5 separate regions of the Mus musculus genome follow, and all the other regions are linked to region 2. Evidence: chromatin loops called from intact Hi-C (ENCODE). Cell type or tissue: heart. All regions are shown on one strand.

The links. Peaks named below come from ENCODE experiments on the same cell type or tissue, not always from the same donor. Only the 100,000 strongest peaks of a DNase experiment are listed, where the experiment ranks them.
Region 1: a loop joins it to region 2, with 2.5 times the contacts of the local background. A loop is called at or near these places in 8 of 42 quality-filtered maps.
Region 3: it touches region 2 in a loop (1.9-fold over the local background); 7 of 42 quality-filtered maps call a loop at or near these places.
Region 4: it touches region 2 in a loop (2.5-fold over the local background); 3 of 42 quality-filtered maps call a loop at or near these places.
Region 5: it touches region 2 in a loop (2.0-fold over the local background); 5 of 42 quality-filtered maps call a loop at or near these places.

Annotation. Positions count from the first base shown.
Region 1 is chr2:36,007,040-36,012,039 of GRCm38, reverse strand. No RefSeq gene overlaps it. Among named protein-coding and RNA genes, the nearest start is that of Gm39798, 21 kb to the left of the region's middle. In heart, CTCF peaks have their summits at 285, 2,282, 2,487 (motif pointing left) and 3,772 (motif pointing right); DNase peaks (open chromatin) are centred at 625 and 3,796; H3K4me3 peaks cover 1,261 bases; H3K27ac peaks cover 832 bases; H3K27me3 peaks cover 2,199 bases.
Region 2 is chr2:36,103,560-36,108,559 of GRCm38, reverse strand. It overlaps Lhx6 (LIM homeobox protein 6), which reads left to right and starts at 4,500. Exons shown (of 9, transcript NM_001083126.1): 1 at 4,500-4,666. The coding sequence starts at 4,598. In heart, no CTCF peak of the experiment used is centred here; a DNase peak (open chromatin) is centred at 3,019; H3K4me3 peaks cover 2,440 bases; H3K27ac peaks cover 347 bases; H3K27me3 peaks cover 4,864 bases.
Region 3 is chr2:36,024,595-36,029,594 of GRCm38, reverse strand. Gm39798 (a long non-coding RNA gene) reads left to right here. Exons shown (of 2, transcript XR_866163.1): 2 at 1-2,037. Among named protein-coding and RNA genes, the nearest start is that of Gm39798, 3.9 kb to the left of the region's middle. In heart, no CTCF peak of the experiment used is centred here; no DNase peak of the experiment used is centred here.
Region 4 is chr2:36,274,208-36,279,207 of GRCm38, reverse strand. No RefSeq gene overlaps it. Among named protein-coding and RNA genes, the nearest start is that of Ptgs1, 46 kb to the right of the region's middle. In heart, a CTCF peak has its summit at 2,455 (motif pointing right); no DNase peak of the experiment used is centred here.
Region 5 is chr2:36,033,965-36,038,964 of GRCm38, reverse strand. It overlaps Ndufa8 (NADH:ubiquinone oxidoreductase subunit A8), which reads left to right. Exons shown (of 4, transcript NM_026703.3): 4 at 2,324-2,641. The coding sequence ends at 2,461. Among named protein-coding and RNA genes, the nearest start is that of Gm39798, 5.5 kb to the right of the region's middle. In heart, no CTCF peak of the experiment used is centred here; DNase peaks (open chromatin) are centred at 3,124 and 4,884.

The sequences.
Region 1 (5,000 bases), 97 kb after region 2:
ATAATAAATAAATAAATAGGCTGGCAGCATTCCCTAACTCCCAGAGCTTCAGCAACAACTGCTGTAGCCATTTTCACTCTCTCCGAAGAATGCTCACTAGTCCAGCCAGCTAATAAGGGTAAACTGAGGCTTGCAAGGAGGAGCACGGATGCCTTTAGGACAAAGCTGGACTCAGAGGCAGATTCAAAGGAGTATTTATGGGTTTCCCAAGCGCGTGCTGTCAGGGGACCTTGCAGCAAGCCCCCTTCCCCCTCCATCCCAGCACCCAAGGGCTCCCGGGCACAAAGCCACTTGGCGGCGCTCGAGGGGGCGCGCGTAGGAGCGCGCGCGACGGCCCGCGCCTTCGGCCAAGATGTTCCCTCTCGGCATGATTGACAGGCTCGAGTGCCGAGAAACAAAATTGTTTATGCGCTAATGAATAAGGCCCTGATTGCAAGATCCTGTTTGGAAAATTATAGTGCGGCGGCGGCGGCGGCGGCCGCGGCGGCCCAATTACAGCCCGCGCTGCATATTCATTTCGTCTCTCCTTTGCATGGAGATGAACGGGCGGCCCCGAGCCCTGCAAAGGCAAAGCCAAATTTAGTCCCAGGTTCCGCACTCCTCCGCGCCATTGTCTCCCCGGACCACCTGCCTCCTGCCGGCCTGATTGCCCGCGAGGGCGCGGAGAGGGAGGCCAAGAAAGTTCTCCCTGCCCCCTCCTCGGGCCACCACCCACCTCCTGTCCTGCTCTTTGCCCTTTCCCTGTCCCCGACTCTCCTGGTGTCTCTCCTTCTTCCTTTCCTCTTTCCTTCCTGTGTGGACCACACGCTTTCTGACTCTTTCCAGCACTCCGTGTGTGTCTCTCCCAGGTCTAGAACGTGAACTCAGGCTGGGATGCAGCCCAGTTGTAGAGTACACGCATCTCATGCACTAGACCCTGGGGGCTGCCTCTAGTACCCAAAGAATGAATCAATAGAATGTGGAACATGCGAAGGAATGCCAGTCATGTCTCCTCCCTGTTCCAGCTGCAGAAATTCCCTGGGTTCATAGATTTCTGGGCCTTAGGAGAGAGCGGGAGAGGGGGGCAGTAAGGGGGATGGCTGTTTCGCTCCCCTCCCCCACGAGGCACATCCCAAGACTTTGAAGGTCCCTCTCTGCCTGGCGCCTCCAGTAAGTAGTCACCCTATCCTTCCAGCGTGCAAGCATCCTTCTCAGCATAGCTAACCCATCCTTCTCTTCTCCAGGCAGGAGACAGTTTGCTCCCAGTAGCGCTGTTTCCAAGCATAGCCTGATATAGCTACTAGCATAGTACACTCATGTCTTTTCTTCAGCTCTGACCTGAGAGGCTCCCAGCGCTGACTGAGTCACCAGGAGTCCTGGTGTAAGGCTCAGGGCAGAGAAAACCAATAAACCCTCTGCCATGTGGGCACATGCTCACTCTTCACTTGCACGGTTGGGGCTTGGTGGGCTGGAATGGGCGTGAGACTGGGGAAAAATGCCTTGAACCCCCAACCTATATGGATCCCACCAACCAGGTCAACCTGGACTCTAGCCAATGACAAGAATGGCTTTCTTAAGATCCACCATTGCTCTGATCCAGTGCCCGAGGCCTGGAAGTAGTAAGACTCGATCAGATGTGTCCAATTTCTCTTTTGAAGATAATCTTTTGCCCACGCTGGCTCAAACTCTGTACGACGTAGCCAAGGATGGCCTTGAATTTTAGTTTCAACAATCAAGAGCTAGAGTTAGAGGTAGGTCCCACCAATGTTCACACCATAGCGGGTGAATACTCTACCAAGGGGGCTGTGCCCCCTTAAAATATAATTTTTGCTTATTCATGTGTATGATGAGTTTTTGTTCATCATGTGTATGCAGCTGCTCCAGGAGGCCAGAGGACACCCAATCCCTTGGAACTGGAATCACCGGCAGGCAACCTTGAGCCACCTGGTGGGTGTCTCAAAGGACTCCGGTCCTTTGAGAGAGCAATGAGCATTTCTAACTGCCGAGCCATTTCTCCAGCTGTCCATCCTATTGACATTGCCATATAACATTGTCATCAACAAAGGCCATGCACAAAATCATAGAACTGAGTCACAGAATAAAATAACCATAGCAACCACCTCCTCCAAACTCCTTCATACTGTTTTAAAGAAGTTTATAATTTTGGGTTGAGCAGAATACATAGCTCTCTTGACCACGTACGGCCTATGGTCCAGAGTTGGAACACATTTGAAAATGACGGTTTTACAGGTTCTGAGCTCCATCCTGCTCAGACGTCCCCGAGATGACCAACATTCCCTTTCCTGGTGGTTGGGTGTGAAGGCACTGATGTGAGCAATGGATACCACAAACATCCTAACCCACCAGGAGACACACAAAGTAACTTCCACCCCCCACCCCCCCACACGCATCCCTGATTCTCCTCGAAAGACCTCAGTACCAAGACACAAAGACAGGCCTTCCCAAAGGCCGTGAGTGGGGCAGCACTGCCCTCTGGTGGTTTTTCTGGACTTCTGCTATATTCAGACTGGCTTCCCAGAACTACAAAGGAGCCTGTTGGTACCCAGGCAACATCTATTCCTTTCATTTCAATTCTCTGCTGCCTTCCCCCTCAACCCCCCAGGACTAGAACTTGTCTTTAGCAACACCCATTCAGGAGGAGGGCTCCCATCCTAGAGAAGTTATGTGGGTTCAATATCTGGTTCCTAGCTTATCGAGGGGCGATTGGATCACAAGAGTGCTAATTGCGTAAGTGAACTAGTATAAATGTAACTTTATAGTTAAGTGGTCTGTTATAAGCTAGGGCATGGTTGGAAGAGCGGGCCACTGGGGGTGCACTTTTGAAAGGCACATCTTGTCCCTGACCCATTCTGCCTCTCTGCTTCTTGGCCACCATGATGTGAGCTGCCTTCTTTCTCCATACCCTTCCATCATGATGCTTCAGCTCTGTCTCGGCCTACAGCAGCCGAGGCAGCTGACCATAGACCAAATCCATGTGCCGCAACAAATCCTTTGTCCACGGAGTGGTTTGTCGCTTTCAGATCCTTTGTCACAGTGATAAAAAGTGACTGATATAGATCTGGAAGGCAAGTGACATCAGGCCTGGAAAAGTCTGACAGGTGCCTGGAGACTGTGAGAAGTCCCTCAGGTGGAGCTCTGAGAGTCTCTGAGCACTGAAGATGTTGGTGTTCACCCCACACCATGCATCGAAGGGTACTTCATCGTAAAACTGAGCACATGTGCTACAAAAATCCGCCAACTCATAGACGCTGACATCTTTGATGCTCCCGGTCTGAAAGTTCGATGTGACACCTGGCTGCTTGGTGATCCATCTTCCAATGTAAGCAAGAACAGTAGGCCATTGGCTAAGGAAACACCTGCAGGCAAGGACAAAGAGACCTGGAAGACCAGAGACAGCTGAGCAGGACCCTCCAGGGAGGTAGGGGACAATCTAGGAGGCCAAGGACAGAGAGAGTTTCAAGAGAGCCATGTCAATAATAAGAGAACAAGAGAAAAGGACCTGCGGTGGCTGGGTGTGACTTTTTGAGCCCTGAAATTGGTACTTAGCAATTACTCAGCAAGTCTAAGCTGATCCATCTTTCAGGTTTGCCAGTCTAGGGGGGGGAATGGCCTTGGGTGAGGACATTTGGCTGACTTTTGTCTTTCAGGACATTTCAGAGTAGGAAAAGGGAAAAAGGACCCTAGGGCAGAAGTGAGGAGAGTTTTCCAGGGAAGAGATAGAGGCCAACACTGGATGCAGCTCAAACAGGCTGCAGTTTACCCTATGACCACTAGAGGGAAGCAAAAAGCAGGTCCAGCCTTGACCCAGGCTTCTTCATCTAAGGACTGGGTGGGCCTGTTTCTTTTCTGAGAGGTGAAACAGCCGAACACCAAGATATTTCAAACACTTTACTCTGCAGTTCTTACCCCCACACTGCAATCAAAGGCACAGTTAGTATGGACAAGAACAGAGCCTGTGGGCAAGCTGAGGGAGAGGGAGACCAGACAGTCCCACAAGATCTGGCTAAACCTGTGGGGGATCATCGCCTTTAAAGATGCCTCAGGCTTCCCTACTGAGTGCTGGGGAAGTGCCCTCCACTCCCAGCATTCCCTGTGATGGATGAGTCCATGCTGCTGCTGTCTCTGGGCCCCAAGACACATCCGAACAACCAAGAGTTTACTTCCCCAGCAACCCCATGTGTCTGAGGTACCCTGCCCTATCCTTGGGTACCTCCTAGAGTTGCCTGTGCATTCTCTGATGCCTGCTGAGGACAGCGGCAATACCATGGGTCAGGATGAGTAGTCCTGACCATGGCCGTGTGATCAGACCTTCAGAGAAGCTGTTGTCTGGGCGCCTCACTAGAGATGAAGGAAAGGATGGGCTCTTCTTCCTGTGTCTGCCAAAGCAAGCCTTAGTTGATCAGAAATGGCAGGGTTGTCTAGAGCCAGAGTGTCTGCAGGGAGAGATGATTCCTGCCCGGAGGACAGAATTTTCCCCAGAGAGACAAAGCACAGAGAAGCCCAGGTAGAAGGTCAGGACAGCAGTGAGTGGACAGTTGGCTAGTACCAGATTTCCTGTGGTGTTACCCTGAACCAGTAGATAGCCCTCTCCAGCCTTTGCAGGGAAACACATCCAGGATTCTGGATAGCATTTCACAGACTCTGGAGAGCTTTAGGATTGGTATGCAGAAGGCCAACCTTGGGCCACCCAAGTGGCCATGAGGCCCAATCCTTCTCTTACAACACACTATGGTTCCAGATTTGGGGGTGATCTAACTCAGTCGGGTCTTGATACCACCATTTTGGTTTGGGAATTAGAAGGGCTAGCCTTAGGACTGTAATCACAAGAGTGTAGTCACTTCTTCCCAAGTGCCACCAGGCAAGTACACTCCTGTCCCTGAGCAGACATTTTCCACCCATGGCCAGGCCTTCAGAGTCACCAGTTTCCACTCACCCTTCTGGGACCCAGGCCGAGTTGGACCTCATGTCTCCCTGACAGTTGCTCTAAGCTTGTGCCTGTG
Region 2 (5,000 bases):
GGGTAAGGACTGTTAGCTCCATTTGCAAGCTGGGAAACAAGGATTCTAAGAGGCAAAGTGACCTGCCCACGATCTCCTGCGGGAGGAAAAAGACTATCCTGTCTGAACAGACTCTTTGAGTCTGACAATCTGGTCTCATTCTGTAACAGAAATCTGGATTTGTGGGAAGGAAGATTTCATGTCCAAAGTGATTTCATTTTTGTCTTTGAAGTTGGGTATGCTCTGAGCTAGACTAATAGGTGTTCAGCTTCCTTGGGTAAGTTATTCAGGGGAGTTTTTGATTATTTGAATTATGCCCTGCCTATTCCAGAAGAATCTGAAGTAGTATCTTCCAAATCTGGTGTGTCCATGCCACAGTGACCCCTACTATTTTTAGGCTCATTTCTATGTGACAGATATCCTGAGGCATATGTTCCATAGTTTGGTGGGGCTGCGCATAGGAGGTGGGCTCTGTTGTCATGCCCACCTCACAGGTGAGAAATCTGAGGCTGAAGGCGTGAATAGAGTACCTGTCTCCCCTAAAATAAGGGGTGGTGTTAAGACCAGTGCCAAGGCAAGCTGCCCTCACTCTTTGGACTTCAGACCTGATAGAGTTCAATGTCTCTTAATCTAGTCTTAATTTTTCTGAGGATTTAGTCAGAATTCAGGTGAGGAGCTGCATACAGATGAAAGTTTCTGTTAAGAGTTCCAGAACTCAGTCTAGATTTCAATAAACAAGGGCACTGTGCCAGCTCTGTGGAGTTGCCAGGAGGGTTGAGAGGGTGGTGCATATGGAGCAGAACTCAGTCACGTAAGTGGTGGACACTGACATAGTCACTGTCACTACTCTGGGAGCACGGACTTGCCACTGCTATGTCCCACTCCTCCTCATAGCAGTGGCACCACCTGTTTGCTCAGCCCCAAGACCTTTGCCATCATTTCTCTACCTGGACGAATGTCTTCTGTCCCCAGACTATGTAAATCTCATCTGACATTTCATTTCACGTGGTCTTCCCTTACCTAAGAAGTTTTGAAGTAGCAACAAGAGCTTTGTCTTTTTTTGTCATGTACTATGTACATACTAGCCTCTGGCCTCTCCGGGCCACTTAGAGGAGAGGAGGGAAAAGAAGAGAAGGGGAGAGGGGAGGAGAGCCCAGGGGAGAGGGAGAACCAGACAGTATTGTTGCTATTCCATATTTGCCCATGAGCCAGAAGGCAGATGCAGGCTTTTGGCAAACTATGGAATGTGTGTGTGTGTGTGCGTGTGTGTGTGTGTGTGTGTGTGCATGTGTGTGTGTGTGTGCGTGTGTGTGTGTGTGTGTGTGTGTGTGTGTGTATGTTGTGTGTGTGTTGTGTGTGTGTGTGTGTGTTATGTGTGTGTGTGCACATGCTTACCATGAGTGGTCACGGTCATGGGTATAGCCCAGAAATCAAGGTCATAAGCTCCAGTATATGAATCCAGTTTTAGTTCTCGGTTCAGGCCATTATTAGTCATGGGGCACTATGACGGATATGATTTCTTTAAACATCAGGTTAAAATAGGTAGCATGGGTACCAATAGGGTATGCTGCCTCACAGAGAAAACTGAGATCACGACTCTAATATGCTTAGCATTCTAATGCCAGGCTGGGATTAAAGCACCCAAGAATAGAAGTGTGTATGTGTACATTTGTGTGCATGTACACACCTCACCTGCTCTCCACCGTGGATCTGCTCTCTTTAGTATAAAAGACTGGTTCAGAACCTGTGTGCCCAAGAGCAATAAAGGACTGCAATGCAAGGGCTGATGCCATTAGCTGGGGTTGTGTCTGCCTGAAGAGCAGATATATATCTCTAAGGAGTGGGAGGTGGGTTTTCAGTATTGCAGTCGTGTATAGACATTGTCCATGTGTGCTTCTGGCCATGCCTAATTGTGCAGACAGAGACTGACACCTGGGAACGATGTTCTTTGCAAAGGTGTGTGTTGCTTCCCCTTGAGCCTGGCGCCTGGCTCATCACCTATAAGAATGCAGTGCATAGTAAGAGATGCCTCATAACAGAGGTTATACAGGGTTTGGAGCTCCATAGGAACTTGGCCTCTCCTGAGTACGGCTGTGTGTACAAGTGTAAGCGTGATTTGAGGGGGTGCTGTTTACATCTGTAAATGAGGGCAGTTAGGGAGGGGTGGTCTGTGTGGTGGGTGGGTAGCTCTATGCAGGACTAGGTCTAAGTCTGAGTGTGCACAGTGTTTTAGAAGAAGACACACATTTACACACTTCTCTGGCATAGTTGGTGTTTGAGGAAGAAGGCTGAGGCTATAAATGTCAGTGTTTGTCAGTGTCAGACCTTTGAGTTTGAGAGTTCTCTGTTTGGGGCTTGTGCCTGCTATCTAAATGTCTGGGTCTTTGCCTTTCCCTAACTCTCATCATCCTTAGAGTCCTATAGTACGTAGAAAGTATGATTAGGTAAATCTTGAAGTGGAAGTGGATGTCCCAAGTAATTCATTCCAAAAGAACCAAGGGACCTACCCTCCCACTCTCACTAGCACAGGCTCCCCTGCCCCCAGCCCTGTTCAGCCTTTAGAAGCTGGTGCAAGCTCCGGTTGTCATGAAGCAGGGATATTTTTGCAGGAGTTTGAGGGGTGTGTCGAAGTCTAGGACCTGAAGGATTGGTGTGAGCAGGTGACCATTTGCGACACAAATATACCAGGCTCAGCACTACATCAACAGAACGTGGCTTCATGTGGAATCCAGCCTTGTAGATGGGCTGACCACGGATTCCTCTCGCACCTATTAACGTTGTGTGAGGGCGGCAGTGGGTGCCCTTGAGGGAGGGGCGGCAGAAGGAGCTGTGAGGATATGTGCCCCGCCAGTGTCTTTGTATGTTAGCATGTTCCAAGAGTCTCCCTGTAGCGCCTAGTTTCAGTGTGTCTCTCTGTGTGTGTATGTCTCTGAGTCTCTGCCTCCTTTGGAGTGTCTCGCTCTTCTTAGCGGGGAGGGGATTGGTCACGCATGACTCATCTTGAACGGAGCGGGGCTCCAGCGGCAGGGCGGTCGTCGCCGCAGCTGGAAGGGGAGGAGGACAACGAGGAGGGAGAACAGGAGGAGGAAGAGGAGGAGGAGGAAGAGGAGGAGGAGGCGGCAGCCGCAGAAGCAGCTGCAGGGACCTCTCCAAGTTTGTCGGGACCTTCTTCAGAGGCAGTGGTGCTGGCAGCCAGGGAGGCCAGGACTGCGCTCAGGCCGGGGGCGGGGAGCTGGGGCTGGGCCCGGGGCGGCGGGGCCGGAGCCTCGGTTCTCCAGCTCTCCCAGCAGCCTCTGCCCCCAGGACGCCCGAGGCCCCACTCTGCGCCTCTCTTCGCACTGCGCGCCCACCGAGCCCTCCCGCTCCCGGGCCCATGTACTGGAAGCATGAGAGCGCCGCCCCGGCGCTGCCCGAGGGCTGCCGGTTGCCGGCGGAGGGCGGCCCCACCACCGACCAGGTGAGCAAGCAGGCGAGTGGGTGAGCGTCGGGGATCCTGGGGCCAGCGGGAGCCGGGATTCAACCGGGCCGGGTCGGGTGGCGGGCGGCAGCAGGAAGGAGGGGTGCTGAGTGAGCCCGGGAGAGTGTGTCTGCAAGTGTGTGAGCGTGCGAGCGGGCAGGCGGGGGTGGGGGGTCGCGGAAAGCGGGAACACATTATGCAAATGTTGGAGGAATTTCTCAAAAAGCGATTTAGCAAAGACATAGGCGAATCAAGAGGAGGCGAGGCCAGTATTGTCCGTCTGAATAGACGCTGATAGCGCCGATGCGCCAGAGGTTGTGCCGGCGCAACGCTGAGGATCTCGATGAGGGGCCGGTCCCGGGAGCTCCAAGAGTCTGGAGGGTTCTCTTTCCTCCTCCAAGAGGCCTCTCTTTTCTCTTTTTGGCCTCATTTCACTCGCCGATCTCGCCCTCTTTGGCTTGGGGCTTCCCTTGAACTGGCCCTCCAAAGGCGTTTGAATCGGTGTCAATATCCCCGCTTCAATTTCCCGGCGCGCGTCGAGCGGGCGGATGCTCCTAGCGCTCTGGGTTTTATTTTCTCAACCACCACCACCACTACCACCACCACCACCCCCATCTCCTTTTTATTTTCTTTCTTTCTCTCTTTTCTCCTTTTTGCATTTTGTACCGAGAGTAGGAGAAGGGAGGGGGCGGAGGGAGAAAAAAATTCGATTTTTAATTACTACCATTAAAAAATCAAATTTGCAATTCTTTGGGCGGCCTGATGGATCTCACTGATTGACAGTTGGAATTGACACTCTGGCTACCTCTTATCTTGGGCATTCACGACAATTTCTAATTGCAGGTAGTTTGTGTGTGTGCGCGTGTTTTTTTTCCCCCTCAGAGGCTTGGATTGCAAAGGAACTAAGCGATTACTTCAAGAGCCACGGGTTAAGTGCAGGGAGAGGGGGAGAGAGAGGGAAAAAAACCCAATCCAAATTCAAATTGCTTCATTAGAGAGACACCGCTTTTGTGGGGAAGGGCTTTAAATGCCCACTACAAAGTTAGGACTCATTGTTCAGCGCCGGTTTATATAACAGGCGAGGGGAGGCGCTGGGCTCTGACAGCTCCGAGCCAGTTCAGCAGCCGCCGTCGCCTGCATTCCCTCCCCCTCCCCCAGGTGATGGCCCAGCCAGGGTCCGGCTGCAAAGCGACCACCCGCTGTCTCGAAGGGACCGCTCCGCCTGCCATGGTGAGTCCTTTCGGTCCTGCTTTCGGCCCCGAGTCCCCCCAACAGCACAGGCCAGGGCTTCTGGCTCAGCCTTCCGGCTACCAACCTCTACCCCTGCGCTGGAAAACTGCCGATAGGAGCCGCCTCTCGTTGAGCCTTGGTTTTTCTGGCCTGGAATGTGAGCTTTGGCTGCTTCCTGCACCCAGGATGCGCTGTGTTAAAAGTTGGGGGCCGTCCCTTCTTCTCCAATAGGTCCTTTCATTCTTGTACTCCAGCCTAGGGCGCGACATCCCTGGCACATTTCGGTGTCAGTCGGTGCGCGAGGAAACCAGATTCAACTCTGAGTACTCGGCTA
Region 3 (5,000 bases), 79 kb after region 2:
ACTGTATGTTCTACAATCCAAACTCCCTCCAAGGAGGGCCACCTGAATCATCAAGAAACGCATGCCATTCTGTAGAATCCACACAGGGAAAGCCAGTGTTAACTTAGTGATTGGCATCACCAAAAAAAAAAGAGAGAGAGAGAAAACTCACCTTTTGTGTGTGTGTGTGTGTGTGTGTGTGTGTGTGTGTGTGTGTGTGTGTGTGTGTGTGTGTCAAAGCCCAGAAATCCCTCTGGCAGTCTCAGGAGAAATGCCATCTGTGAACTGAAGGGAGGATATGTAAAAGGTCAAAGTAGGCTATGGTAATAAGAAATATAATTGCATGCCAGTGTTCCTTTAATTTGAGGACTGAATGCAAATGAAGCAGGCGTGCCCTTTCTTCCAGCCGTATTTTAATCAGTTCTGTTGCTCTTGTGGGAAGAGTTGATGTTTAAAAGAAAATGATAATAGCATTCCTTTCCCTTGCCATCCGGAATGGGGGCATGATAGGATATGACAGCTTGATTTAAAGACATTGTTTATCCAATCGTCTGTTGGACAGGCAGCTTATGTTACTGTGGTGGCTTTCAAGGATCCGAGGGTCCCAGGTGACAACTCAAGTAGAAGAACTCTCAGGAAAATTCTTTAGTGTCTGACATACCATATCAGAGTAACAGGCAACGAGGCAAAGAGGATGCTGAGACAGGGGAATTTGCCCATTCTGTCTTTAATTCAGAACATGGTCCTATCAAGCTACTTTTACGTCTGAGTCTGCTGCTTTACCTATAGAAGGAAGGATTGGTGGAAGAGAGCATCTGGGCTCTTGTTCCATACCAAGAACTACATTGTCACAAGAGGTTTGAAACTGGAGAAGGGTGCTGGGGTTTGAAAGGCTTAAGCAAAGTTGGGAGCCAGGGTTTGGGTAAGATGAGGGGGAGGGGAAAATGTAACCGAAACTATGGATAGATGAAGGAGTCATATGGCTAATTAAAATATCCACCGTTTTTAACAAGTGAAATCTGGATGGAGGTGCTCACCATGGATAGACAGTGCTTCCTCCAGAAGTCATGGGTTATCAAATGAAGATCTCAGTGCCAGCTGTGGGATATTGGTTAGGAAGGTCCCAGAGCATTTCCCCGCCGGTACAAGTCATCTCCATGACTTTTGGTTGCCCACCAGAACTAGATGGTAAGACTCAGTTGCTGAAGACACAACACACTCTGTTTGCAGCATGTTGAGAAATAAAGGAATTGACCTAGAACATTTCTTTCTGATGGTTAGCTTTCATAGTGCCAGAAGGTATGTCATGCAGGCTGCTGGTGGGAAAAAATCATCACTTGACTTACACAGTGATGGACCCTGCATGCTACCATATCAACCTGCCAGGCAAGGTGCACCTACTGAAGCAATAGTGACAAGACTGTTTCAGAGGTAACCAACTGTTTTCTGATTGTATTTGAACCTGTTCCACAGGTCTCTTACTGTAAACCTGGTCCAAAGCCATGATACAGGGGGTCATAGGCTCTGGGGAGGTGAACCTATTGTCTTGCTAACCAGACAAGTTTGTCAAACTGCCTTTTTATCCTGAAGTCTATAGGTTAGTGTTGCTCTCAACACTGGGGAGAGACGCTTCTTTTTGTAGTGAGCAGCAGGCAATGCAGAGATTTGTAAAGGGTGAAAGTGCAGAAGATCTGTGACTGTTGAGTGCTCAGCCCCACATGAGACATGTCTACCAACTTCTAAAAGGTTCCAGGAATACTGTGGAAGAGGGGGAAAGCCATGTAAGAGCTGGAGGACAGGGAGGGCACTGTGAAATGCTGTCCTCAGGTTGTAACAGGGCCGGCCATTGTACTCATGGACCCACAGCAGCTACAGTTTTCTACACAAGATCAAGCCAACGGTTTAACTGGGGGAGTGACGACAGGGACATGAAGGTAGAGGAGCAGATATGTGTGGAAGTTTGCAAGTGTCCAAGAGGAGTGGAGGGGGATATCATCACAATGTGTTGTATATAAGTTAAAATTGTCAAAGAGTAAGTAAAAATATTCTCAAAAGGAATGTCATGTGACCTGTTTTGTCTTTTAGCTAACCTGTTAGAGGTAACTGGGATTCTGATCATTTTCTCAAATTAGATCTAAACATCTGGGGGATTCCTTCTGGAAATTTAAATAAGAAAGATATTTGGGTCTGTGTTTTATTTGTATGTATGCATGCATGTGTGTATCTTGTGCATGTGTGAATGTGCAGGTATACACACAAGTGTGTGTGTGTGTGTATGTGTGTGTGTGTGTGTGTAGAGGCCAGAAGACAACCTTGGATGTCAACCTCAGGAACAACATTTCCTTCCTTTGAGATAGGGTCTCTCGTTGGCCTGGAGCTCACCAATTAGGCGAGCCAGCAGGACCCACAGATCATCGTGTCTTAGCTTCTCAGCAATGGGATCACAAGCACACGTCGCCAGGCCTGGGATGGTGGTGCATACACATTTAATCCCAGAACTCCGGAGGCAGAGGCAAGTGGATCTTGGTGAATTCAAGGCAAGCCTGGTCTACAGAGTGAGTTCCAGGACAGTGAGAGTCACGTAGCAGCCCTTGTCTCAAAAACTAAAACCTAAAACAAATAACCAAAAATCACAAAATAAACCATTTCCCTCATTGAAATTTTATGTGATTTTGTTGTTGTTTAGGGATGAGTTGGATAGAGCATTTATAGAAAGCCCTCTTCTCTCTCTCTCTCTCTGAGTGATTATATTTTTTATTGTATTTGTGTGTGTGTGACTGTATGTACAAGTGCCTGTAGGTGGTCATGGAGGCCAGAAGAGGGTGATAGATCCCTTTGGAGCTGGAGTTAAAGGCATGGATGAACTGCCTCAAATGTTGGAGCTGGGACTAAACTCAGCTCCTGTGACAGAGCAGCAAGTGCTTTTAAGTGCTGAGCCATCTCGCCAGTCCCTACTAGGAAGCGTTCAACCTTAAAAACCAACAGAAAAAAACCTTTTGGGAATCACCCCCTGCTTAAACTGCTTCTCACTGAGCCAAGCCGAATCAGCGAGATCCTTTGGCCCCTTGGGTTCTGCACGGTGAACCTGGGGGCTGACACTCTGCGGGTCAGGATGACTGTCATACAGGAGGGGGGTACGGCAGGTAGGAAAGCTAAAGGAGGTCCAGGCATAAGGAGCCAGAAAATCAGGTGTGCCATCAAAGATGTGTGCCATCAAAAAATGTGATATAGAGACATCCAGAAAGGCTACGGGCAAGAAGTTTGCAGAAGAGACTGTTTAACCAATGAGCATGCGAGATGTCTAACCAGTGATCAGAATGATGGCATTAAAGCCACATGGTCCATTTTATTTGTTCAGCAAAAGTATAAGAACCTGATGGTCTTAGGGTTTTACTGCTGCGAACAGACACCATGACCAAGGCAACTCTTATAAAGGACAACATTTAATTGGGGCTGGCTTAGCTTTTCAGAGGTTTAGTCCATTATCATCATGGCAGGAAGCATGGTGACATACAGGCAGACATGGTGCTAGAGAAGATGAGAGCTCTACACGTAGCGAGGAGAGACTATATATCACACTGGGTGAAGCTTGAGCATATATATGGCCTTAAAGCCCACTTTCACAGTGACACACTTCCTCCAACAAGGCCACACCTCCTGACAGTGCCACCCCTTATGGCAAGGCATTCAAATGCATGAGTCTCTTGGAGCCATACCTATTCAAACCACCACACTGATAATATCATGTATTGACCCTGATATGGCAGTCATAAATGATATATCAATGCACTGTATCCAGAAGGTGGATCTATCAAAATAACAAAGCAGGCATATAATTCCACACCTGTAAAGTGACTCTACAGAAACGCTGATGTACTATAAGGGTTTCAATGAAATAGTGTTTGTAGGAAATAGAGAGGGGAAGCAACTAAGCACCAACCCCCACTCTCCCCCAGCAGCAGAACAACTGGCTTGTGGTGGTTCTGCCCAACGCAATCCTGCACATCCAAAAAAGCTCTGGAGTGACTCTGTATTGACATGGGAGATACCTCTGGCATGTAGCTCTTATCTGTATTAATTACATGGTGATTATCTGTGCTGTTTGCCTCCCTTTCTTCGCTTGAGTTTCTTCTGTCAGGGGCTGTGTATATTTTACCTCTGACTTCATGGGAGTTGATGGAGCAGGGATGAGGAAGGACAGGGTGGGCAGGGGGCAAATAGAGAGGGATATGGCTCACCCAAGGCTGTGCAACTCTGAGTTTATTTAGAAAACACTGTCCAAATGGCAGTTCTTCTGGTGACTAATGAGATGGTTTTGTGTCCTCAGAGCCTTGAGAAAGATTTTTTGGAGGTTTTGTTGTCTCCCCTGCAGAACAGCATGACAATGGTGCTTTCTTTCTGGGTGGTTCTGTTAATTCAATAACATGGCCATGGTACACCACCTGGTTTCAAGCACACGTGTACAAATGCACCCTCACTGAGGTGACAGGTGCACCCCACAACAGGGTGAAGAAACCACCTAGCAGAGCAGCAGAGGGAAGACTCTCCCGGGGACAGGACACGGGGCTCATAGAACACGATGCTGCAGCCACAGGCCGCCTGAACAGCGGGCCCCCAATGTTGTGCTCCCTGTGAGTCAGTGCTGGGCTAATTGGCAGACAATGGCCTTAATGAAAACGCCATGTTTCTTGACAAAAGCACCCACCCAGCTCCCAAGCCTGGAGACAGCTTGAACCACTTGTGTAGCTCCCCTTCTTCTGGGGGGGATTCCAATCTGTTGTGGAACTGGGGACACAGACACTGTCAATTGATGGGTGTAGGCTCCGACTCACTGCAAGTTCAATGCCAGGAGAACTGGACTAGCTCTTGAAACAGCAGCGAGGGCCCAGAGAGGCCAATACATTCCCATTGTTTTACAGTGGTTAAGCCGAATGCATGGTGACAGACAGGGAAGGCTTGGACGAAGGGAAACCCTGGGAGCAAAGACCGGAGAGGGGGATTGTGGAGACACTGTGGAAAAA
Region 4 (5,000 bases), 170 kb before region 2:
TAACCAATGTTGGGCCACAAATCACCACAACTGAGGAGTCCTCATTCATCTAAGTTTTCACTGTCTGTGGTTTTGGTACAGAGACTGTTTTAGATAAAAAAACAGTTCATACACTTGAGATGATGTAACATGATAAGTAATGTGATGAGATCTGCTGTCCTACTCCATCCTGTCCAAAGCATGACTCATCACTCTGTCCAGCAGAGCCACGCTTGTATACATTTCCCACCCACTAGTCACTCAGTAATGCCCTTGGTTATCAGATACAGACATACTGTCGTGATATCACAGTGCTTGTACTCAGATAACCCTTGTCTTTCGTAACAATGGCCCCAACATGCATGAGTCATTTTTGTGATATGTCAAAGAGAAGTTGTAAAGTGTTCTTAACTTTGGGGTTCTGAACTTTGGTACAGATATTATGTGGGGGGAAAAACATAGAATGAATAGATAGATAGAGATGATAGATAGATAGATAGATAGATAGATAGATAGATAGATAGATAGATAGATAGATAGCATTTTAGTTTGAGTCCCAGTGGTTTTCTTATTTTATTTTATTTTGTTTTGTTCATTGACCTTGGGTTTGTGCCATAAGCCCTCAATCACTGAGCTAAATCCCCAAACTTGTTTAAGTAGCATTTGATTCAGTTTCAGTCATCCACTAGGGATCTCAGAATGTAGTTCATACGGATAAGAGTGGAGACTACTTAAGATTAATGCTATAAGCCAAGGTTTGAGATACAACTGGGTACCAAGGTATAAGGCACAGGGATAACTAGGTTCACTGGGGTTTGCTCCTTCAACTGAGACAAATGGGGAACAACACAAATCAATATTCATGCAATGTCTGATGCCCAAGAAGGAAATATTGGCAAGACATTATTGTCACATACCAATAATTATTTTTCCCCTGAAACTTCCAAAACAGTTGGGATACTTGGACTGGATTGCATTGGTAATTGAGTAGCAATATCTTGGGAGCATAGTTCAGTTTTGGATCATGAAGTACACTCGAATTAGACTGGCACTATAAGTGTTCTTGGCAGCAACACTCATGACAGCATATACCATGCTGGTAGTCTGTTGTGCTAAATGGAACTTGGGAGGTTGGGAATTTGATTTTTTTAATCAAAATATTTATATTTTGATGTTTTTGAGTGTTACTGTGACATGCAAAGTTACAAGAAGAGAAAAATGCCCAATGAAATATGATAACAAGAGTGCACAAAATAGAACCTTTCTATTACCTGAACTATAAAGTATATTCGCTTTTTAAATAGTAAAGGGGATATCACTTTGGTTATCCATTTAATGTAAAATAATTTCTGATTCAAGTGCCAAATCAACAATAGAAGACTGATTAATGTTTCTAGATTCTATCTAAGTAAAAAAAAAAAAAATGGACTGCCTGGATCTACTTCCTATATGAACTAAGAAGAATAATGAAGCCACTCATTCATTAGAGACTGAATCATATTTCTGTGGTGAGTACTAATTACTTTTCTCATCCAACCTCAACTTCTTTCACTGCATTAATTAATACTGTCACCGAGCAAGAAAATCTTCTTAAATATCCACTTTATGCAACACATTCCATCTCTTAGGGATAGAGAATCACACGCAGAATCTGTTCAATGACAATGGTAAAACATACTATTTTCAACATGCCAGATGCTGTATTGAATAATTTATGTTCATCAGTACATTTACCTTCCATACCACCCCACTAAACTGTACAAGAGAAATGACAGAATCAACAAGAAGTAAAATAATATGTTTAAGATCCATATGGTGAATAAGGAACTAGGATTCAAACTCGGATCCTAGAGTTTGTGCTCTTAAACCCTTTTGCTAGGTTACCTTCCAAAATATAAACTAAAGCATACTTCTGAATTCCTTATTACTCAGATTTCCTAACAATGCTAGGCATGAGTATAGCTTGGAAATGTGGATTGTCTTCGTTAGCATTCTCTCTGTGCCTGAACTTCCTATGTGAATTTCAAAGGGAAAGTAGTCTAAGTTGATTGTTATTTTCAAAATGTCCTAACCAAGCCATGAAGCAATTGACTATAAAGCAGATGGAGTACAAAACAGACCCTTTCATTCTAACAATGCCTAGCTTGGAAGAAATGGTTTAGTATAAGATCACTCTTATTTAATGATACTATTTAGAGCTCATGTTTATTGCTGACTCTCTGCTACCTAGAAGCCTCATCCATCTGCAACTCTAGCTCTGTATATTATTGAATGTGAATTCACATGAACACAGTTACTGTCCCAGAGCCCTTCTCCTATCTTCTGATGTTATTAACTTTTCTCTTCTTTCCCAGAGCCCTTCTCCTATCTTCTGATGTTATTAACTTTTCTCTTCTTTGGGCGTTCACGCCATATATTACATCAAGTAAAAAACTTTCCTGAAGAATTGCTGTTGTACTCAAGCTAGCCACTAGAGGGTGGCCTTTTCCAAGAAACTGGCTGAACTTGGCACTTGGCCCAGAAATACAATGAAAGGGTATTTGGATGGATTACAAGCTTTGCTAGACTGACTCAGCATCTTGTTTGTCAATAACTCAGGATAAGAAAACGTATGCCCCTTACCAAAGAGCAATCATCAAAATAGATAGCTTTAGCATCTGTTACTTAAACAGCAGTAGCCTGAAGTGTTGTAGGCTCAGGCAAGAGGAGGCCCTTATGAGACTACTTCAGCATAGGCAGGATGACGGATAAACATGGATTTCTTGCTACTCCCTCATAAGGTCTTCGAAGGGAATTCTGGCTCTCTACAGTGCTCTGGGTTTGAATTCATTAAGGATCATCATTGGATTAGCCCCATGGAGTTAGCATATAACATGAGTTAGCATATAATATACTTATCCCTTAGAGCATGAAGGACAGCCATGACCCTAGATTATGTGGAGCCTAGAATTTTGTTAAGCAACTGCTAGTTATGGAAAATGCATGGGTAATAAGAAAACAGCATTTTTGTTGGTAAGGTTAGGAAATTGCCATGAATTTAATCACTAATATGTTCCCTCTACAATGGGCTATGATGGAAAACAGAATTTGTAGGCTGTTTCCATCTATTTTCTGTTCTTATAATGGAACAGCACAGACTGGATGATTACTAAAAGGACAAAATGTGTGTCTCACAGTTGTACAAGCTATGAAGACAAGACAAAATGAAGACATCCGTGCTTAGTGAAGACTTTGTGTGCTGGCATGGAAAAAAAGACACCACACACTCAGCTCTAATCTTCTCTTAATCCCATAATAAGGGCCCCACCCTCATTACTTCATCTCCTTCTAATGAAAATGCCCTACCTCCAAATACCACCAACCTACTGAGTGTTAAATTTCCACTATATGAAATTTTAGGGAATATATTCGACTCATGACATAAGCTGAGTCAGAATGTTAGTGAAGGCAGAGATTTGTGATGTTCGCCTGAGTAAGAAGTTATCTTGAGACAAACTGTAATCTCTAGCTGATGTAATTTTCACAAGTATGTGTTAGTTAAAATTAAAAAAAAAAAAAACTAAACTTAACTTGAAGGTATTTGCAACTCAATGCTGCTGTCAAGAATTCCTTCTTTAAATGGGAGTGACCACAGAGGAAAAAAAGAGAGTGGAGAAATGCAACTGGGGAAAAAAAAAGCAAAAAAGAAACATATAAAGAATGCAGTCATGTTTCCACAGAATCCATGGACGGGTTCCCAACTTGCCATTAGATGAAACACTCTTAGGTTCTCTTTGTTGTTGCTTTGTTTACTTTTTTGATATTATAATTTGATTTGTCTATTTTGTGAAGCAAATACTATAGAAATGACCTAGTTGAGAATTAATTTGGAGACATGGTGGCTTGTGTGTGTGATTCCCTCATGTAGAAGGCTAAGGAAGAATTGTCATGAGTTTGAAATCAGTCTGTGTATATAGTGAGTTTCAGGATAGTTTGAGCTACAGTGTAAGACTGTCTGGAAGAGAAAAAGTAAGTCCAAAATGTGGTTGGTGGTTTGAGTGTGAAGTATCCTTCACAAGTTCATGTTTTGGAACACATAGTACATGCAACAAGTACAATTTTGGACATTTTTGGAGTGTGGTGGTTTGAATAAGAATAATCTCCACAGGCTCATATATTTGAATGCTGAGTCGCCAGGGAATGGCACTAATTGTTAAAGGACAGGAAATGAGTGTGAGGGAGATGCTGAAGTGTAGTTCCCCACAACTGATGGCTTCTGGTTAAGGTATGGGAAGAGAAGGGCTCAGTTCTATTTTCAGGGCAGGCTACTGAGAGTTTTACCATGCTCCAGTGATGTATAGACAGCACAAAGAGGACTTGGTTGGTTGGTTGGTTGGTTGGCTGGTTGGTTGGTTAGTTGGTTTTTCTTTTCCTACTAATTTTTGTTTTCTACTTCTTTGATGGGGTGAAGGATATGGAGAGACTGGGAGGGGACTGTGATCATGGTACATGATGTGAAACTCCCAGAAAATTGATGGAAGTGTTATATAGAAAAAGAAGAAAAAGAGTTACACTGGGGGTGACCTTTGAGGTTCCAAAAGCCCAAGCCACCAGACCCAGTCTCTCTGTTTCTGTCTCTGTCTGTCTCTGTGTCTCTCTCTGTCTGTCTCTGTGTCTCTCTCTGCCTGTCTCTATCTGTCTCTGTCTCTCTGTGTGTCTCTCTCTTTCTCTCTCTCTCTCTCTCTCTGTCTCTCTCTGTGTGTGTCTCTCTGTGTCTCTCTGTCTCTCTCTGTCTCTCTCTCTCTGTCTCTCTCTCTGTCTCTCTGTCTCTCTGTCTCTCACTCTGTCTCTCTCTGTCTCTCTCTCTCTCTCTCTCTGCCTGTAGATCAGGGTGTAGTCCCCAGCTATTTTTCCAGGTCATGCTACCATGCCTGCCTCTGTGCTCCCCACCATAATGATGACACTCTGAAACTCTGAAACCGTAAGCCGGTCCAAATTACATACTTTCTTCGTAAGAATTGCCATGGTCACGATGTCTCTTC
Region 5 (5,000 bases), 70 kb after region 2:
CCACACTGGCCTGACAGCTCCTGCTGCTGTAGCTCAGGAAGGGCAAGCTGGGTAGACACAGTCGCTCTGAACCTTGCTCCACGGGCTCCTGTGGAATCTCAACTATCCCACTTCCATCCAGCCCTGTCTGCAAGCCGAGGGCTGTCCTGGAAGAGCTGTGCCCGAGAGCCTGTGTGAGCCTGCATAGCACCAGGCACACAGGCTGTTCAGCTCTGTTCCCTTCCCTTTGGGGCTAGCGCCCATGAACAGTTGTCACCAATAGAGTGGTAGCATAGCTTTGTTTTTCAATCTGACACGTTTTTTTTCTTTTTTTTACTTCAGACATTCTTTTGCTAAAACTAAAAAAATTACTTTAAATAGTAGCCAACCAAAGTTGAAAGTAATAGGACTTACACACTTAACCAATAAAACTGCCTTTTCTTGTTTCTTCTCACCACAGGGGAAGCGTAAGTCAGGCTATCAAAGCAGTATTTATTCTTGAGTCTTTTTATATGGACATTTTTTTACCCCTTCCCCCAGGTTTCCATATTAGTTGCCTCAAATGTGTATTTCTTGACATGTTTTATCAATTTTGATTGTACTCCACCCATTGTTCAGTCTCCTTCTAGAAAGAGAGCAGAGAGAGGCCTAACCTATGTTTCATTCTCTGATTCTGTGTGGCCTACTTGCCTCTCCCGCTGATATCTCACCCTTCCTAGGCAGAGTTAACTCCTGCTCCCACTCAGCAACCACAGAGAAGTGATCAGGGACCTCCTAGTTCATCCTGGGAACCCCATTTTACACATGGCCGCTTCATCAAGTAGGCAGTCCTAGGCCTTCCCTTAGGAGTGGCCCTGGGGTGCTCCTGTCCTTTCTCTTTTGGAGTGCACCACACAAGAGCATGTCGCTTTCTTCTCCCCGCAGTCAGTTGTTCAGGGTCCCTGCTTACTTTATGTTCAAGAACATTTCTTAGAAGCAAAGAATGACAGTTTTCTAGATTGATTTTATAAATACCTTGAGTGAAGCATTTGGAACTACTCTGTCAAGCAACAGGAACCCTGAGTGACTTCCAGTTACAGCAGGAGACAGAGACCTGCACTCAGACCTTGGGCTCTGGCCAGTTAGTCAGCCTCCTGTGAGCTGGCTGTAACCTGCACACAAAGGGTTATAGTAACTGTGTACCTGAGAGATCTGGGCACAGAGACAGACAGACCTAGCCTCTCATGCATACAGATAGCTAGAGTTGGTCCCATTAGAGTAAAAGCCAGAAAATGCTTAGTGACTGTGGCCCACTTAGAAGGATCTGCTGCTTCCTTAACTTCCAAAGGATAATTTCTGAACTAGAGGTAATGCGGAGCGGCACAGCATTTACCTAGCATGTACAAGGCCCCGAGTCTGGTCCCCAAAATACAGAAAATTAAAAAATTACAAAACAACTTGTGATGGCTTCCCACTGGAGATTCTGGTGGCCGGCCATTGGGGTGGCATCTTCCTCTCAGCTGCAGTTTGGAACCTACCATCTACGTTGGCCCACGGACTCAGCTCTGAGTTCTTCTGTTCCAGCTATCCGGCCTGGTTTCCCTGCCTTCTAGCCTGCATGTAGTGATTGGTTGCTTCCCTGTAACAGTGGCACCTGTTGCCATCAGGTTAAATTGAAGCACCTTTGCATAGCATTGCATAGTGTATCACCCAGCCCTGTTCCCTAGCTGCATGTGGCATTTATAAGCACGGATCTGACATTGTGTCCTAGCAAGGTAGCCTTAGTGAGCATCTGTGGAATCTCCTGGTGGGAGCTGGGAAGAGTGAGCAGACAGCAGGCTCAGCATCTCAGCATCAGTGCTGATAACAGCAGGGTTTGGTCAGTATACAGCCTGCTCTGTGTTGACTTCTCTGGACCTTCCCTCTGTCTTCTTTGTCTCTGCTCTCTCTGTCTTCCCCTTAATCGTCCCAGCTGGCTCCCAGTTCTCTTCAGAAATAGTCTAGGCCCCAGCCTTCACTGTGAGTGATTTGTGCAGGGTCCACCCTTCTCTGTTGTCATTGGGCAGCAGGCAGCAGGGTAGCCGGGTCTTGATTGATAGCTCCTCCATCTTGCTCACTAACCAGTGAGTGAGTCCCAGAGGATATCTTGTCTCTGCTGAGGATATATTGTCCTACCATATAGAGGGTCAGAAAGTCTGCTTTTAGATGTTGACTCTGATTCAATATAGCTAGATATATCTTCCCGAGCTTTGAAGCTGAGGAATGGTTGAGGCAGCAGGAGCAGAGAGGGGACCCCCAGCAGTCTCAGGGTTACTACTGTTCAAGAGTCTCTTTGAACCCTGACTCTCTTCTTCGCCCTTCCCAGGTCACCAAAGTGAAAACAGATCGTCCTTTGCCAGAGAATCCTTATCACTCAAGAGCAAGGCCAGAGCCCAACCCTGTGATTGAAGGGGATCTGAAACCCGCCAAGCACGGCACCCGCTTTTTTTTCTGGACCGTGTAGAGATGGGTTGACGGTCCACACTTGGTCACCTCGGTCATGCGCCCAGACAACAGACGACGAAAACACCCGTGCCGATCTCGTGTTCTTTCCTGGATCACAGACATTAACAAAAAAGTTAATTTATGTGACTTGGCAGTTATTCTATACATTTCCTGTCCATTAAAAATTTTAAAGGAAACAGTTGTGTTTTATTATGCTCTATGTAACCTTTTAGCCTTTAAAGATGACTTCCCCTTGTTCTTTCTTGTGCCCCTGACTGTCCCACTTGCTTTGTCCTGTGGAGGACCAGCCACTGTGGCAGGAGACCCACATTCCCATATGGAAAAATGAATGAAGGAGGCTTTTCTACCTGAAGCAGCATTTCAGGGTGTTTGGCATACAGTGCAAAGCCTCAGGTCTCTTTTCTCCTCCAGCAATCCAAGCTTATAGATTTCACTAAAAGTCATTCTAGAGAAATGTTCAAGATAGAGCAACGAAAGGTCTGAGCCTGTGACTCAGGCTCGGGAGGGGCTGCTAGCTGGGCCTTAGGCAGTGTTTCTTAAAGCTCCTTAAAGAACCTCACTTCCACCGTTTCCCCTCCATAGCCCATCGTCCGGGTGTTATAACCCAGATGTTTTTCCTGATAGACGAGGGGGAGGGGGAGGCTGAACTCCCAGCTCCAAAGCCAGGAAGTTGGAGGTCTGAGTGTCAGTTCCAACCTTGGGTGTGTTCTTTAACCTCCTGTGAGAGGTTGAGTTTGAGGACAAACCAAAGGGTACAAGCTTATCTACCTCCTGGGCAGGTTAGAGCCCCGGTGTTTATAAAGCTCCTTGGTTCAAAGCACTGTTCCCCCAAGTCCCTTCACCCCATCTAGTTCCCTCTCATCCACTTGGCCATTTCCTTTACAGCTGGCTGAGTCACTGCTCGTTCTGATTGTGGCGTTACATTGCCACATAAGACTGTGTAAGTCATCTGAGCCTACTGGGCTTTGAGCTTCTCTGCAGAACTGTGAGAAGAAGAGATTTGGACAAGTGTCGCCTTCAGTGCATTTGGAGGGAGCGAGGCTTTAAGGGGCAGGGGCTGCTGTCTAAAGGATCTGAGGCCAGTTCAAGGGAAAAGACTAATGGTTGGCCATACTGCTCACCCCACCACTGAGAGCATTTGCAGTGAAGTTCATACTTGGTCCACACAAGATCCTTGCTAGTATCTGTCTTAGACTTTCAACTCTTGAGTAAGCCCTTTAGGTTTTAAAAAAGCTGAGGCGAAGTCTGTTAACATCTTGGTAGCCAAGTAATTGGGAGCCAGCTGCAGTACCTGAAGTTGGTCATGGTCACAGATTGACAGGTATATGGCGTGCTGCCTGCCACATTTTACTTCCTCAGTTCCCTCCCAGAGGAAGCTGGGTCTGTCTTAAATAACTCATAGTGCTTACCCAGCTAGCACTTGCACTATGCCGAGTGATTACCACGAGTCCACTCCTTTGTGGTCAGAGCTATTTGTAAGGGATATCGTTGAATGGAGAGAGAATGCATTGCCTTACCAAAGGACTCGGGTTTCCAGCACCTGCTTCAGGTGCTTCACAACCATCTGTGACACCTAAGACGATCCAAGACCTCCAGACTCTGGGCGCGCACGCAGATGTGGTATACACATGATTTAAAATAAAATGTATAAGGAAAAGAAATGTCAGCTAGCCCATCTCATAGTTGAAAGAACATGCTTAGGAAGAGGTGGAGAGGGCTCCTCCCCACTTGAGAAGTACATACAGGGTACACGGGAAAGGTTTTCTGGTTCTAATGAGCATATCTATCCATTAAAACCATTAGTAATCCATATCTGATATCTGGGATTCCCTCCCCACCCAGAATGGTTTCATTGGTCTGTGGTGTTGCCTGACAGGGTATGAAAGCTCCCCTGGTTTGTGGAAGGCTCTGGCTGATTTTGTATTTGAGGAAGCCAGTGAGCAGGTCACATTCTAGCTGAGTGCTAAGTGGCTAAGCTGAGATTTGAACCCAGATACAGCAGGTAACAAAACCTGTCCCATAACGTAAGTTGGTGCACATGCACCATACGGAAAATTCTGGGTCAGTGGGTCTGTAAGAGATTTGTAACAAGCTTTCCAGCAGACCTCTGACTCCTTATTGAATGGGGTACAAGAATCTGATGGATGTAGCCTGCTTCAGGTGGTCTGTGGCATGCCAATCGCTCCCCGAATGCTAATCCACCTCTGTAGATTTCGACCAGTGCAGCCTGAACTGTTAATGTCTTCAAATTCAATTCTAGGATGTTTTAACTTTTACCCAAGTTGGACGGCAGCTGTGTCTTCCACCCTCCCCACCTTGCTTTGAATTCCTTGAACAAAGGAACCAGCTTTTGGCTTTCCTGTGCTCTTCTTGATGGGATCACACGACACCATAGCCTTCTAGGACAGAAGGGTCTAGGTAGTTAAAGATAATAATTTCTTACAACAAATGAAGGTCTCAGTGGCAGTAGGTAAAAGGTCACGGAACAATTTGAAAGCCGTTAGTGTGAAGGTCCCCTGAGCAGGGCTTCAAACAAC